2 separate regions of the Mus musculus genome follow, and region 2 is linked to region 1. A link is a loop called in an ENCODE intact Hi-C map of the cell type or tissue named here. Cell type or tissue: heart. All regions are shown on one strand.

Region 1 (8,000 bases):
GCTGGCCTCAAACTAACAGCTGCTTATCTCTGCCTCCCAAGTGCTGGGATTAAAGGTGTGCGCCACCACTGCCCTGCAAGGGTATCTGGTCTTATGTTGAGGTCTGTAACTGATCCCATGTAGAGCTGAGTTTTGTGCAAGGTGGTAGGTATGGATCTATTTTCATTCTTCTACATGCAACTCTCCAGTTTGACCAGAGCCATTTGTTGAAAATGAAGTGTATATTTTTGGCTTGTTTGTCAAAAACCAGGTGTCTGTTGATATTTGGAATTATGTCTGCATCTTCAGTTCAGTGTCATTGATGAGCATGTATGTTTTTATGTCAATACCATGCTGGTTTTTTTAAAGACATACTTTCTTTTGACATGTTTTTTAAAGATATACTTCTGAATCACAGTGTTGTTTGTTTGTTTGTTTGTTTGTTCGTTTTTTAAAAAAAGATTTATTATGTATACAGTGTTCTGCCTCCATGCCAGAACAGGGCACCAGATCTTATTATAGATGGTTGGGAGCCACCATGTGGTTGCTGGGAATTGAACTCAGGACCTCTGGAAGAGCAACCAGTGCTCTTAACCGCTGAGCCATGTCCCCAGCCTGTTTTTATTGTTATAACTGTAATACAACTTGAAATATGGAATGGGACGTTCTTATGGGTTTGCCCTTATATGGAACTTGGTCTTTTCCCTCACAGCTTTCAATATCCTTTCTTTGTTCTGTATGCCTTTTGTACCTGATAGGTGTCTCTTTCTTTAGACTGGGGAATTTTTCTTCTATAATTTTGTTAAAATAATTTTCTGGGCCTTTATACTTATTATTTGTAGATTTTGGGTTTCATAATGTTCCAGATTTCCTGGATGTTTAATGCCTAGATTTTAAATTAAAAATTTTTTTAGATTTAACTTTTTTGATTGAGCTACCCATTTCTTTTATCTTGTCTTCAAAACCTGAAACTCTGTCTCCATGTCTTTTTGGGTTTTTGAGACAGGGTTTCTCTGTGTAGCCCTGGCTGTCCTGGAACTCACTCTGTAGACCAGGGTGGCCTCGAACTCAGAAATCCACCTGCCTCTGCCTCCCGAGTGCTGGGATTAAAGGCGTGCACCACCACGCCCAGCTTACTTCCTGAGTTTTTGCTTTGGGTTTTATTTGAGTCTGGCTTCTCTCTAGGGATCTGTTTATTAAATTCCACTTCCACATCCCACATTGTTGTCATTACTTCAGTCACCTGGGTGTTCTCACGGTCTTCACTAAGACATTAATTCACATCCTCTTTAAGGGCCTTGAACATATTTATCCTTGTTCTGAAGTCTTTGTCTTGTGCTTCAGTGACATTGCTTTCCCTAGACCTGTTGCTGCCTTCGGGAGGAGGCACATTGTCTTGGTTGTTCATGTATATGGAGTCATGTCGCTGCCGATGCTTCTTGGTGTAGATATTGGGTCTTGCCTTTGTCTTGTGGGTGTTCTGTTCTTAGTTACCGTTGCTCTAGTCTTTGACCTAGCCAAGTGTAGTGGCTGTGGGGTCCCTGGTAGATAGCATGTCTGTGGGGGGACACAAAGGAATGGGGGTGTGCCAGGAGGGATGGTCCCCTTGGGACTTGGTCTCCTGCTGCCCCTTCCAGCCATTCCTTCTAAAAATTGGCTCTCGTTCAGTGAAGAGGTTTTACTTGGGCTAAAGATGTAGCTCAGTTGCTAGAGTGCCGGCACTCATGCTTTCCCAGCACTCATGTGGCTCACAACTATCTTTAACTTCAGTTGTAAGGAATCTGATATGCTCTTCTGGTCTTAGGAGGCATCAGACACACAAGTAGTACACATGTAGGCAAAATGCTCATACACATAAATTAAAATAAAATTAAATAAGTTAATTAATTAAAATACAAATAAATTAAAAATTATAAAGAGTATTTTCTATTTATGTGTATGTGTACCTGTGTCTTGTGTGTGTGTCTGCATGAGTGTACATGTGGCCTGCAGAGGCCAGAGGAGGCTGTTGGATTCCTTGGAACTGGAGTTGCAGGTGGTTAGGAGCTGTTATTGGTTCTGGGAACCCCACCCAGGTCCTCTGCAACAGCAACCAGTGCTCTTAAGCACTGAGCTGTCTTCTCTTCAGCTTCTCTTTTCCTACTCGTCAGACTCCTGTTCTGGATTCTTCGGAGACAAGTGGGACTATGTGTTAGCTGGCTCTCTCTTGCTCTAACAACATACCTGAGACAATCAGCTTACAAAGAAGAAAGGTTTATTTTGCCTCATGGTTTCAGACTCAGTCCAAGTACACATGGCCTGTTGCTGTGGGCCTGTGACAATGATCATGCTATGAACTGTTCATCTTGAGAAACTAGGAGCAAAGGGAAAAAAGACCAGGGTTCCAGCACCCCCGTATCTGAATCCTCCTCTAAGCCCCACCTATTAACAGGTCTTCCGTCTCCCAGTAGTGCCATAGGCTGGGGACCAAACCTTCCACACACAGCATTTGAGGGGCGTTTAAGATCCAAACAATGTGGCATGTGTTAGCTGGGAGGCTTTCCGCCTGGGAATGCCTCTTGCTAGGATTGTAGTGAAAGTTGTAAGATGTCATGCTTGTAAAATTCCTAGTGTGCCTACAGTCCCACAGGAGGCCCCTACAGAGTTCTGGTGAGTGGCAGGGTAAGGAGAACTAAGGCAAGGTAGAATCTGTGCATCGGCCGGGGATAGAGACCGTGCTGCTCAGGAAAGCAGCGTCAAGTGATTGGGCGACACCACTCCAGTGACAGAGGTGCTTGTTGTGAAGTCCACGAGTTTATCTAGGGCCCTGCCACCCCCTAAAGGTGAATTTCTTTGCACATCCAACATATTCATGGATGGATGGGAATGGAAATAGGTTAGGATTTTCCTTAATTAAAAAAAAAAAACCAAGCTGGGCGTGGTGTTGGTACATAACCCTAATTCCAGCGCTGAGGACACAGAGGCAGGCAGATTTTTGTGTGTTGGACCAGCCTGCTCTACATAGTGAGTTCCAGGACAGCCAGGACTACCAATCTCCAGAGGGGGTGGGGGAGGGAGGGAGGGACAGATAGATGGACGGATGGACAGACAATCTGCTTTTTTGTGTGCCTGCTCTGGCTTGGTCTGGGATTTGGCCTGGTGTCATCCTACTGTGGATCTTAGATGAGGCCCTGGCTGGCTCAGGACCAAGTGCTGGGCTGGCGCTGTGGACTGCATGGCCCGGGTGGGCTGTGATGGGAGACTCACTTCCTAACTCCTGACAGGCTTCCTTTCCCTTGTAGATGGTAGAAGAGAGTGAAGAACGGCTCACAGAGGAGCAGATCGAAGCCCTCCTGCACACTGTCACTAGCATTCTGCCTGCAGGTCCAGAGGATGAACAGAGCAAAAGCACTAGCAATGACGTGGCTATGGAAGAGGAGGAGCCAGCATAGATGTGCAGCTGGCCAAGTTGTTCGTGAAGCTCAAAGCTGCAGCAGCCATTTCCTGGATGTTCAGAGAACTCTTTATTTGGCCTGACCCCCTCTCTCAGTATGCCTGATCTCAGGATTTGTTGGGGGAAAAAAATCACAAAAATAAGATGAAAAGAAATCTTTGTGCTTTGGGGTCAGAGCAGGGCAGGGGCTAAGATGGGGGAGCAGGACTGCAGCTGTCTGGGGTAGAAAGGCTTGTGTGGCCTGTGCCGCACATGCACACAGTGGGAGCTCGTCAGGCGCTTTGATGACTGTTGTAGGCAATGTCAGGCACTGCTGGGTAGAATGGAGCTGGGAGAACGGACTCAGATGGTCACCAGCTCTCAGAGCTGCACACAGCTGCTCTAGGGGAAATGACCCAGAGCTTAGCTCACTGTAGAGGAATGTCCTTGGCGGAATAGGAGATAAGAGAAAACTCCAATCTGAGCCTAGCCTGGTGTACACACCTAATGTGCATGCATGTCACACACATACAAAGAAATTAGTCCAATTTCTGTGGCAAAACCCACAACTCTATAGCCTGGGTGAGTGACAAGAAAAAGAGGCTTATCTTGACTCCTGGTTCCGGTCCAAGGTCAAAGGGCATCTGGATATGGCCCTCTTGTTGCCAGAGTACCCAGGTAGCATAGGCTAGCATATTACAAAACACGAGAAGCGTTTGTTTTCAGAGTCTCTTGCAGCCCACATTGACCTTGAACTTATTATGCGGTCCCTTCTGTCTGTCCTCATCAGACATCTTATGATTCTTCTGCCTCAGCCTCCTTAATGCTTGGATTCAAAGTGTATGTCACTCACTTAGGAGGCGGAGGCCAGCCTGGTCCACAAAGCAAGTTCCATGCCAGCCAGCGCCACACAGACCCTGTCTCATAAAAATAAAAATAAACCAACAAAAAACAGCATGTGCCACCATACCTGGTATGTTTGTGTGTTGTAGGGAAGGGAGGGAGGAAGTTCCTTTTGGGCGTTTTGAGATCTCTTTTTAAAGCATTTTGTGTGTGTGTGTGTGTGTGTGTGTGTGTGTGTGTGTGTATGTGTGAATGCAGTGCTGCTATAGGACAGAACAGCATGGCAGTTGAATCCCCTGAAGCTGGAGCTACAGGGATTGTAAACTGCCCCAAGGGCTGGGCAGTTTACTTGGTGCTTTGCACTGAAGCATCTCTCCAAGTCCTGATAGGATCATACTTTGTTGCTCAGACTCTAGACTTGAGGCATCCTCCTGCTTCAGCCTCCTGTGTCTGCCACCACACTGGACTGCCTGCCAACCTTTGAGTACCAGCCTTTTTTTTAGGTTGAAATACTTATTCTTTCTTTTTTTTTTTTTTAAAGATTTATTTATTTATTATATGTAAGTACACTGTAGCTGCCTTCAGACACTCCAGAAGAGGGAGTCAGATCTCGTCACGGATGGTTGTTAGCCACCATGTGGTTGCTGGGATTTGAACTCCAGACCTTTGGAAGAGCAGTCGGGTGCTCTTACCCACTGAGCCATCTCACCAGCCCCCCTTATTCTTTAATTTTAGAATTGTATTACTGTTTGTGTGTGTGTGTGCCTGCGCGCGCGCATGCACATGTACATGTGGATATTCGCATACCATGGCCACATGTGAAGGTCAGAGGATGTCCTTTGGGAGTCAGTTCTTTCCATTCAGTCTGAGATCCGGGTCATCAGGCGTGGGCAGCAAACACCTTTACCCATGCTATTGCTTCTTTTTCTGCTGCTGAGGTAAAGGCAACTTAGGGAGAGTTTATTTTGCCTTATGGCTCCAGAGGTTTAAGAGACCATGTTGGCAGAGCCCAGGCACAGGAGCAGGAGCAGGAGGAATCTGAGGGCTCACATCTTGAACCACAAGCATGAAGCAGAGAGAGCAAACAAGAAATGGCATGGTATCTTTAACTTTCAAAGCTTGTTTCCAGTGACATACTTCCACCAAGGCTGCACCTCCCCAAAGAGCACCACCACTGGGGCCAGATGTTCAGAACTCCGAGACCTCCGAATGATGGCAGATATTCAACACACCGTACCCACTGGGTCACGCTACAGCCCCAGCGATGATTAATCTTTTTGCTTGTGTGTCTGTCTGTTTTATTTTTGCCTCTCTAGTCCTGGGATTAAAGGAATGCACCCCTATCCCCAGCTAAGGATTAACTTGATAGTCAGCTTGTTGGGATGGAGAAAGATCTGGAAGTTTAGAGAATCACAGCTCTGGGTGTTTCTGTGAGAGTGTTTCCAGAGAGATCACAAAGCCTGAGCTAGGCCTAATCCCTTGATGGGTTAGATGTGAATGGGTTGTTGGGGCATATTAAAACTCCCCTGGGAGGAAGTAGGCCACAAGGGACAAAGCTTGGTGGCTGTTTGGCCTGTCCTCTTCCTGTCATTTTTTTCCCCTTTGCTTCCTGTTTGCTACCCAAACTCTCACCACTACAATGCTATGCCTGACCCTAGGCCCAGAAACAGCCAGCCCAGCAGCTGCACACGGACCTTTCTGGAACCAGTGCCAAGATAGGCCTATCCTTCCATATATTGTTTTGTCACGCTTTGGCTACAAAAGTCTCCAGTATGGAGAAGCAGTGCTTAGTGGCTCATGTGCATTGTCCCTGAGTCGTATATGGAAGCACTGAAGCTGATATCGAGAAAGAATGGCTTGAGGACTCAAAGCCAGCGAGCTGCAGAAAAGGGGGCATACACTCTGGGACTACTGTCTGCTCCAGATGTAGACCCCACAGGCTGGACTGTCAGGCCTATCTATTACCAAGCTTGCTTCTCTGCCTGGTACCCATCCCTTTTCTGATTTCCCTTTTGGGTTCCTGAATACTTTTGAAAGCAAATGAAAGGGGTTGTTTTCATTAGGGTTTCTATTGCTGTGACCAAACACCAATATGGCCAAAGCAACTTATAAACTTGCAGGTTATAGACCATCAGTGAGGAAGTCAGGCAGGAACAGATGCAGAGGCATGGAGGAACACTCATTGATTGCTCCCTCCTGGTTTGCTCGCTGTGATGGTTTGTATATGCTAGACCAAGCACATGGCACTATTAGAAGGTATGGCCTTGTTGGAGTGGGTATGTCACTGTGGGTGTGGGCTCTAAGACCTCATCCTAGCTGCCTGGAAACCAGTATTCTGATATCAGCCTTCAGATGAAGATATACAACTCTCAGTTCCTCCTGCACCGTGTCTGCCTAGATGCTGCCATGTTCCCACCTTGGTGATAATGGACTGAACCTCTGAACCTGTAAGCCAGCTCCTTAAATGTTGTCCTTATAAGAGTTGCCTTGGTGGCTGGGCAGTGGAGATGCATGCCTTTAATCCCAGCACTTGGGAAGCAGAGGCAGGCAGATTTCTGAGTTCGAGGCCAGCCTGGTCTACAGAGTTCCAGGACAGCCAGGGCTACACAGAGAAACCCTGTCTTGAAAAGGTCATGGTATCTGTTCACAGCAATAAAACCCTAGCTAAGACACTCACCTAGTTTTTATTTTTTTAGTATCCAGGACCAACAGCCAAGAGACAGCACCACTCAGTGATGGGCTAGGCCCTCCCACATCAATTATTAATTAAGAAACTGCATTACAGACTTGCATATAGAAAAAAAATTATAGGGGCATTTTCTCAATTGAGATTCCCTCTTCTTAAAGGAGTCTAGTTGTATTAAGTTGACATAAAGTTAGCCAGCACAAGGGTTGAGCGCAGGCAATCCTGGGGCTGGAGGCTATGATGCACTGGGTGGGTCTGTTCTTCATTCTGTAGTCAGTTCCTGGATAGAACTATAGCTATTCCTGCTTAAAGCTTCATCAGTCACCAACATGTCTTGGGTCATAGTTGAGTTGGCAGTCTTATTTACAGAATCAGAAGTTCCAAGTTCTGCAGGGCAGGCTAGGGGAACCTGGAAAGCTGGGACACTCCAGGTGAAATATTCCAATTCTACCCCTGTGAGGGCCTCAGCTGGGAGAGTCAGGGCATGCATAGTCAGGGTGGGGTCCTGGGGCAAGGAGCCAATGTCCTGAGTCATAGAGGGGCCACAGAGTCAGGGCTAGAGCAAGGCACACAAAGCAAGAACTGCTGAAGGAAAGCCAGGGGCTGAACTATTGTGGAGGAAGTTGGCAGCTGTAGGCAAGGTCCCAGTAGGGATCCGGATCAAGCCTGGAGCCAAGAACCAACCTGGCAAGGCAAGATCTCAGGGACTGCGATGGGAGAAGCTGACCTGTGTCTAGATCCCCAGAGCTGCTAACCTGTGCTCAGGGTGGACAGTGGCCTGAGGCTGGTGGATTGATTGGCCCAGGGCTGGAAGCGCTCAAGACTAGGAACTGATGGGGTGACACTCAGGCTCCACGGACAGTGTTCAGCACTCAGCTATGGTGGATGCTCAGGTCCATACCTACTCCTTGCTCTAGAAAGACCCAGCTTCCGTGTCTCATCAGCTGCGGCACCTGAAGCTACAGCTCCTCTGTGGTGCCTTGGCTGGCTCTCTCTATGGAAGACAACTTTGAGGGTCAAGACCCTTTCTCACTCCCAGACACTGTTCTATGTCATAGCCTTTTGTTTTCTTTTTAGAAT
Region 2 (8,000 bases), 61 kb after region 1:
GCAGGCACCTGAAACCATTTCTCACACACACACACGTGCACGCACAAAATTAAAGTAAATCTTTAAAAACATTCTTAAGTAGGTCTATTCTTAGCATGGGATATAGTCTAGATTTCTTCGAACAGCATTTGCTTTTTTAAGTATTTGGGGATTTTGTTTTCTTTGGATCCGGGTTTTTGATGTGATTGTTCTGTGGTCGGAGAACACACACAGACTGTGGCTACAATTCTTTAAATATGTTTGGAAATTGCTTTGTGGCCAGCATGTGGCCAGCCTTGTGTTCATATGGAAAACTGTCGTGCAGTTATGAGCTTCTGTAACTGTTACCATATTGTTCTGTCTGGTCATTCTTAGTTGATTTATAAACTCTGAGAAGAGGCCTGTGGCAGTGGCCTCTCTGCTTTCGATGTCAGGCCTGCCTCATGCATTCTGAGTGTGCATCACTGAGAGGCTAAGCCGTCAGTGGTTGAAGAAGTAACTCTTACTATGAGGAGCGCCAGCTCTGACATTCTTTCCTAGAGGTTGGCCTTGTCTGATAAGCAGAGCGCATGCTCGGTTTGTTTTCCGCATCCTGTAATGTTTAATCTGTCTGTATATCTAACGTGATGAAGTGATAGTATTGTAGTTACCGTAGTGTGACAGTCCCTTCACTTTAGATGAGATGTTTAGTTTCTTACATGCTTTGTAAATACTCATGTGCTTGGGCTGAAGCCTGCCATCGAGTGTGCAGTTCTTAATTTTGCACAGTCTGTCTTTACTCCTTTATTTTCCTGGTTTCTTTGGGATTAATCTAGTATTATTATTTTTTAGTCTTTTATCCAGTGTGGCAATTATCGGCTCATTTTTGCTATGCTTTGTGTTTGTCTATTATTGCTCCAGAACAAGGGCTGCACATTTTTTCCTGTAAACAGACAGCTATTAAATATTTTATGCATTGTAGGCCACATGGGTACTGTTTTTCTCCATACAGATTTCTTTCCAGCATCTTTTCTTTTCAGCCAGATGCCTGCCTTATTAGGGTCTGCTAGCTACTAATTCTCTTAGTTTGGTTTTTAAGAGAAAATGTCTGTCTTTGAGAACTTTTTAATGGCATGCATTTACTTTGTGTTGGTAGAGATGCATACACACCACCATGCCTGGCTCTGTGTGTGTGCGTGGTGTGTGTGTATCTGCGTGGGTGTGGGGGTGTGGGAGTGGGGTGGGGCATGTAGGCCAGAGGGTGACTTCAGACATCTTCCTCAGTCACTCGGCACATTATTCTTTGAGGTGGGGTCTCTCTATTGAACCCAGAACTCACAGATAAGACTTAGCCAGTTTGCTCTGGGGAGTCCCTCATTTTCACTCTCAGCCCCTCCCTGGGAGTGCAGAGGAGTCAGCAGAGCCCCCCAGCAGTGCTGTGGACCCTCATTCTCTGCCTGACAGTGCTTTATCTACTAAACCATCGCCTACCCCCACTCTGGCTCTTTATTAGTTTATAACTAAATGGATTTATTCTTTAATTCACTGATCCCTTTTTCTTATGAGTAATTTGCCACCCAGTGACATTTGCATTTCAGACAATGTGCTTTCCAGTTCTTAGATTTCCGTTTCTCTTCTGGAACTTTCCATCTCTTCATTGTGCTTGTCTTTCTGTGTTCTTCAGTGTGTCAGTGACACTGGCCAGAAACATCTCTGCTCTGTTGCCTGAAGGGTCTGTCTTCCAAGTTCTCTGCTCAGTTGAACCCTGGGGTGTTGTCCTCCCTCGGTGCTGGTGTGGAGTGGATTTGGAGTTTCTTATGAGAAGAATTTGGCATTGATTTGAGATTAACTTAGGTTTAGAAATACAGACGCTCAGGGGAAGGTCGGTGTAGGACACACTGGCGTGCGTTTCCTGGGGGATGCTTGCCTCGCTGTCTTTTTGTTGCTATATATATATATGTATATCATTTTGGAAGGTTCTGAATTTTTCTCCTCAAAGGAGGCTGAGGGGTTCAGATGAGATGCTAGGGTGTTTCCTGCTGTGCACTGCACAGGACTACAGCTGAGTAGGAAATCTGTCCCGGATCAGAGAAGTGAGATAGTTCTACAGTAAACTAAATAGTTTTGCTTGGGAGATGGTTTCATCTGGGAGAGGAGTAGAGCTCCCCTCAGGGCCATATTTTCTCAGGAGTTACACATGATCGCTGCTGTGACAGACATTCTTACTGGAAATCTCACTGTCTTCTGGACAGCAACCTCACAGCACATGTTGTTCACTGTTTGGGATTTTTGTTTGTTTGGTTGGTTGTTTTGGTTTTTGGTTTTTGAGACAGGATTTCCATGTGTACACTTGATTGTCCTACAACTCACTCTGTAGATCAGGCTGGCCATGAAATAACAGATCTGCCTGCCTCTGCCTCCTGAGTGCTGGCACTAAAGGCGTGGGCCACCTGTTTCGGAATTTTTGGTTCTTAGCTTGTGAGAGGCTTCAGACAGACTTCTGAGCGAGGGGCCTTTCCCTTCCCATGCCTGCTTAAGTGTCTGTCTTTCTGTCCCATGCCAGTACTTCAGAGATAGCCTCACCTTCAGTGTCGTCACCCATGAGCCTCTGTTGACCCTTTAATTATGGATTGTATTTATTTGCATGTCCTCGTGGCTTAGATGTTCGTGGCCATGCTGGGCCGTTTGTATGAAGGCAGAGCTATGGGGCTGGAGTGGTGACTCGGTTCGTGAAGACCAGGCACTGTGGCATGACCCAGTAACCCAGTGCTACACAGATAGAGAACGGAGGAGTCCTGACCCGCTAGTTTAGCTGAATTGGTGAGCAATGAGGTCAGTGGGATTGTCTCAGTTAGTGGGGGAAAACACTCGTCATTGACCACTGGCCTCTTTGTGCATGCACACATGAACACACTCATGTAAGCATGTATATAAAAACACACACACTACAGTCGGAAGTGAAATAAACACATTTTTTTCCTCCTTCATTTAGCTGGAATGATCAATCATTCAGGTCTTAGAGTGAGCTTCTCTGCGGTTGAACACCAGCTTTTAATTTTGGTTTTCCTCTTGGAGTTAAGTGAATTAAGGGAGATACTGACCTTTAGCCTAGTTCCCACATCCCCACAGCACATGTGCTATGTATCTAGATAAAGGACTGATTTCCTTGATTTGTATTAGTAATGCCTCTGGGACCTAGCTGGACTAAAGTTGAATTCATCGTCTGGTCTCTGGAAGTCAGCTGCCTGCTGCTGCCCTGCCCCCAGCCCTGCTCCAGTCATCCTCTGCGCGAGCGCACACACACACACACACACACACACACACACACACACACCCCTGCAGTCCAGCTGCCTGCCGAGAGATGTGTTTATACGCTAGTGACCTTCCACATCCTTTCTGCTATTGTTGTTTGAGGCAGTCTCTCTGTGTAGCACTGGCTGCCTTTGAACTTGTTACATAGATAAGGCTGACCTAACTCACAGAGATCCTCCTGCCTCATCCTTGGGAATGTTGACATGGAGGGGAACAGCAGGTTTGGGATAAGGTGCTGGCTGTGTGGACTCAGCGTGCTTGTACTACGGAACAGCCAGGTTTACTTAGTCCTCCCCCTGCGGAACACAGGGACCAGCCCAGGGCTCGTACTGCCACCAGCTTCCACTGTTGGTAGGGGGTGGGGATGGGGTGGGGTGGGGGGCTGGTGGGGGTGTTTGGGATTGTTTTGTTTTTATTGTTATTGTTTGTTTTTGAAACCAGGGTCTCATGAAGCCCAGGCTGGCTGGAACTAACTGATCCTCCTGCCTCTGCCTCTCAGTACTGGAGTTACAGGCATGCTCTCGGACACCCATCAGCTCCACTGTGGTTTTATATTTGTTTGGTTTTAGATGTGTTTATTTAAGTCTGTGTGTATGAGTGTTTTGCCTGCTTGCATGTAACTATGTCTGTATCCCACATGCATGCCTGGTATCTGCAAAAGTATCTGCATAAGAAGGTGGATCCCCTGGATCTCCTGGAACTGCAGTGATGGCTGGTTGTGAGCCACCATGGGCGCTGAGAGCCACACCCAGGTCCTATGCTAGAGCAAAAATGCTCCTAACCACTGAGCCATCTCTTTAGCCCCTGCACTGTGTTTTAAGGGGATTAAAGGTGTTAGAAACCCCATTTGTTCATGGGTTAGTATGAAAATCCCAAGACTGAGGTAGAAGGCTGTTCTGAGTCCAAAGACTACAACCTAGACTATATAGTGGGTGCCAGGGCACTCAGAGTTGGTAGTTGTTTTCTTTTGTTTTGTTTTGATCTCTAATCATACTCTTTTACAAAGACACTATAAAATGAAGACATGAAAACTCTATGCTGAAGGATGAGAAATATTTACACTAAGCTTATGACCAAGACACATAGCTCCTTAAGCTCAGATATGGCTTCTAAAGTGGGGAGACAGAGCAAGACTGACCTATCTTTATTGCTCCTCTCATCCAAAGCAGAGGGGCTACCCTGCCTAAAAGGCTGGCAACTCAAGGCCAGGCCAGCCCTAGAAAACCCTAAAGGACAGAACAGAAACCGTTTAAATGTTCAAGTGAGGGATGCAGGCACATTGGAGATGCTCCTCCAGGATGCACAGCTAAAGGCTAGAAATGAGGGGACTGGAGAGATGACTCAGAAGTTCAGATCACTGGCTGCGCTTTCAGGACCTGGATTCAGTTCCCCACACCCACATGGTGGCTCACAACCACCTGCAACCCCAGATCTACAGGATCTGAAACCTTCATCTGGACTTGGCAGGTACCACATACACATCTGATACACAGCCATATAAACAAAGCAACTAATTTTTTTAAGATCAGAGGTGAAGGTGGCAATTATAGAAAATTCACACAGGAGGAACAAAATGGAGGACTGTCCAGTGAATAATAGATGCCTCCAAAGGAGAGACCAGGGTGATGGAAAGCTTTCACGCTGGCTTTGACCTGACAAGGACGAGCTCTCACTGATTCTAAGGAGTCCTGTGAGAAGATAGCAGGACCTAGAGAGACTGGGGTTGTGTTTTACATTCCAAGGACCTTGGTATCAAGGTAAAAAGAAAAGGAGGAGGGAGGACCAGGGAGGAGCTGTCAGCGAACCAGAATAGTCCTGGCTGCAGCTCTCTCACTGGGAATAATAAATGTTAGAAACGACATACGTGGCAGTGGTTTGTCACTGTCACTGTACAATTAATGTTTTTACTAGCTTTTGAGAGTAGAGTGTATGTATCATGTCCCTTAGCCTCTGGTTCCCTTACATTTATTAATTTTCAGTTTTCAACACATGATCTGGGTGTACAGACTTAATTGTGCAGGAACTCACTATAAACCCAGGCTAGCTTCAAACTTACAATCCTACTGTCTCAACCCTCTGAGGACTGGGATCGTAATGAGTGCCACCATGCCCCACCCACTGCCTCTTATAATTTTTCTTTTCTTTTTATTTTTTTTACAAAATGTGTATGTGAGTGTCTTGCCTGCTTGTGTGTCTGTGTACCACATGTGTATAGAGTTCAGGACTCTGATCCCTTACGACTGGAATTTTCTCCATGGTCGGGCCCCTGGTTACTTTATCCAGTCCCAAGTGGTCAGTCTTAAACACATGTACATACAAGTAACACCAAATGGACTTAGTTTTATGTGTACATATATGTAGTCATATGTATCCCTAGCCTCTTCACAGAGCGCTGGGGAGCTGGGCCAGGATACCGGTCTCCATGTGGCACTGGCTGGTACTCTGGAGCACTCAACAGTTAGAGTAACGCTGCTGTCATCCTTGATAAACACGGTCCAGCACACTGATCTTGAGCCGTAGTCTTCAGAACCTTATCCTGGGAGCTGGAGAGATGGTTTCACAGCTAAGAGCGCTGGCTGCTCGTCCAGACGACCCAGGTTCAATTCCCAGCAACCACATGGTAACTTACAACCGCCTGTTACTCACTCCAGTTCCAGGGAGGATCTCTTCCAGACTCCATGGGACCTACAGAGTGTCCTACACAGATATACATGCAGGCAAATCACACATACACATAGAATGAAAACAAGCAACAAAGTATGTAGGCCAAGTTTGCCCCAAACTCTCAGCTTTTCCTCTCTTTCTGCCTCTTAAGTTCTGGGATTAAAAGCATGTCCCACCATCCTGGGCCCCAATTCAAAGTCTTACTGCTGAATTTTGTGTATTGATAGTTCATTCTGTGACAGGAAAATTTCTCTGTGTAACAGTAGCTTATCGTCCTGATTGAAGCACAGTTTGACTCATCTTCATCCAGCAGTTAGGGCACTAAAACTTTGAATTTGTATTAAAGACATTGTGGGAGTAGATTTTTTGTATTCCTGTGCTGATTAATTCATTTATCTCCATTTTATAGGAAGCATGATCATTTTCCTCGTTGTTTCCAGACAGGACAAGACTGTTGAGCTTTCTAAGAACCCAATTTGATATGTACACCACCAGAAAGCTTGAAGTCAGATGAGAACATGTAAACACGCATGTTAGCAGCTGTTAGCATTTCTGTTTTGGAGATAATGAGCCTCTTCTGGGTCATACAAGCCCAGAGGGACCAGGAATGTGAGCTTCAAAGCTGCCTTCCTTCCCGTACTGTCATTGCTGGCTGCCATTGTGTTTTCTCTGCCTGTGAAAACACCAAGTCATAATTCCTCAAGAGAAAAAGCAGTAAAAACAATGAATTCTATTCCTGATGAGCGGCAGGCAGAGCACGGACTGTTGGTGAGAGTCTGTCAGGGACGGAAATGAAAACTAACCCAGTCTACACAGAATTATGTATAAGTGGAGGGAAAAAAAGCAGGAATTGTAGTAGTGAGTTTAGAGAAAGAAGGGTGAAGAATAAAGGTTATTCTAACCTCCAGCAAAATTTGAATTTATGGCCTTGGATGTGAAGAGACTGTGAGACCAATCTTTGGCCTTTGCAGTTAAAAATATGGGGTTGGGCTGTAGCAAGTGATGTATGTAGTACCTGTCTGAATATGCCAAGCCCTGGGTTCTATCCAAAGTACTGCAAAGTAAGCATAAAGTACAACACAGTACCTGTATGTTGAAAAAAAAACTACACCTAGAAGCGACACTTTATCTAAGGTGTTTAGTTCCAGGTGCAGAACCTGAGCACCAGCATTTAGTGATTTATTGCTGGCTGTTGCATAAAGCTTTCTCGCTGTAAGGTTTTGGGTTTTTTTTGTTGTTGTTGTTTATTTATTTTTTAGGTTAAAGAGGTTGGAGGTCATTACTTACAGGTAATCATGTGGACCAGTTGTTACCAGAGCATGTTTCATTGGAATGTTCTGTAAGGCTGCTTGTGCCCTACAAGGACAGAGTTGGACACTGGGACAGAGATTCTGTGGCCCCACAAAGCCTAAAATATTTATATGTTTATTCTCTGTTACATAATATAGTTATTCTTTGCCTTCTGTGTTCCGTGCCTTCACAAATGATATATTCTCTCATTCATTCATTCATTCATTCATTCATTCATTCATTCTCTCTCTCTCTCTTTCTCTCTCTCTCTCTCTCTCTCTGCCTCAAGGAGGAGGCATCAGGGCACAAACATTTGTTTTAAGTTATTGTTTTATTTTCTTCCTTAGAAGATTTTCCATGGGGCTGGAGAGATGGCTCAGCGGTTAAGAGCACTGACTGTTCTTCCAAAGGTCCTGAGTTCAATTCCCAGCAACCACATGGTGGCTCACAACCATCTGTAATGGGATCTGATGCCCTCTTCTGGTGCGTCTGAAGACAGGGACAGTGTACTCATATACATAAAATAAGTAGTTCTTTAAAAAAATAAAAATAAGAAAAGAAGGAAGAGGAGGAGAAGAAGAAAGATTTTACCTGTGTTTGTGGGTTGGGGCTGGGGTGCCCACAGCGGCTAGAAGAGGGTGTGGATCCCCTGGAGACTGAACTCAGAAGAACAGCACGAACTCTTAACTGCTGAGCCATCTCTCCAGCCCCCTCATGGGATTCTTTTTCTTTTCTTTCTTTCTTTTTTTTTTTTTTAATGTGTGGATGCTTTGCTC

Evidence for each region. Hi-C counts contacts between places; a loop is a spot of excess contacts. Peaks named below come from ENCODE experiments on the same cell type or tissue, not always from the same donor. Only the 100,000 strongest peaks of a DNase experiment are listed, where the experiment ranks them.
Region 2: a loop joins it to region 1, with 2.0 times the contacts of the local background. A loop is called at or near these places in 25 of 42 quality-filtered maps.

What each region holds. Positions count from the first base shown.
Region 1 is chr5:130,056,445-130,064,444 of GRCm38, forward strand. It overlaps Crcp (calcitonin gene-related peptide-receptor component protein), which reads left to right. Exons shown (of 6, transcript NM_007761.2): 6 at 3,261-4,343. The coding sequence ends at 3,410. Among named protein-coding and RNA genes, the nearest start is that of Tpst1, 19 kb to the right of the region's middle. In heart, no CTCF peak of the experiment used is centred here; DNase peaks (open chromatin) are centred at 3,347, 3,757, 5,857 and 7,507; H3K27ac peaks cover 1,607 bases.
Region 2 is chr5:130,117,873-130,125,872 of GRCm38, forward strand. The region is part of intron 3 of Tpst1 (protein-tyrosine sulfotransferase 1); the gene reads left to right. Among named protein-coding and RNA genes, the nearest start is that of Kctd7, 23 kb to the right of the region's middle. In heart, no CTCF peak of the experiment used is centred here; a DNase peak (open chromatin) is centred at 3,239.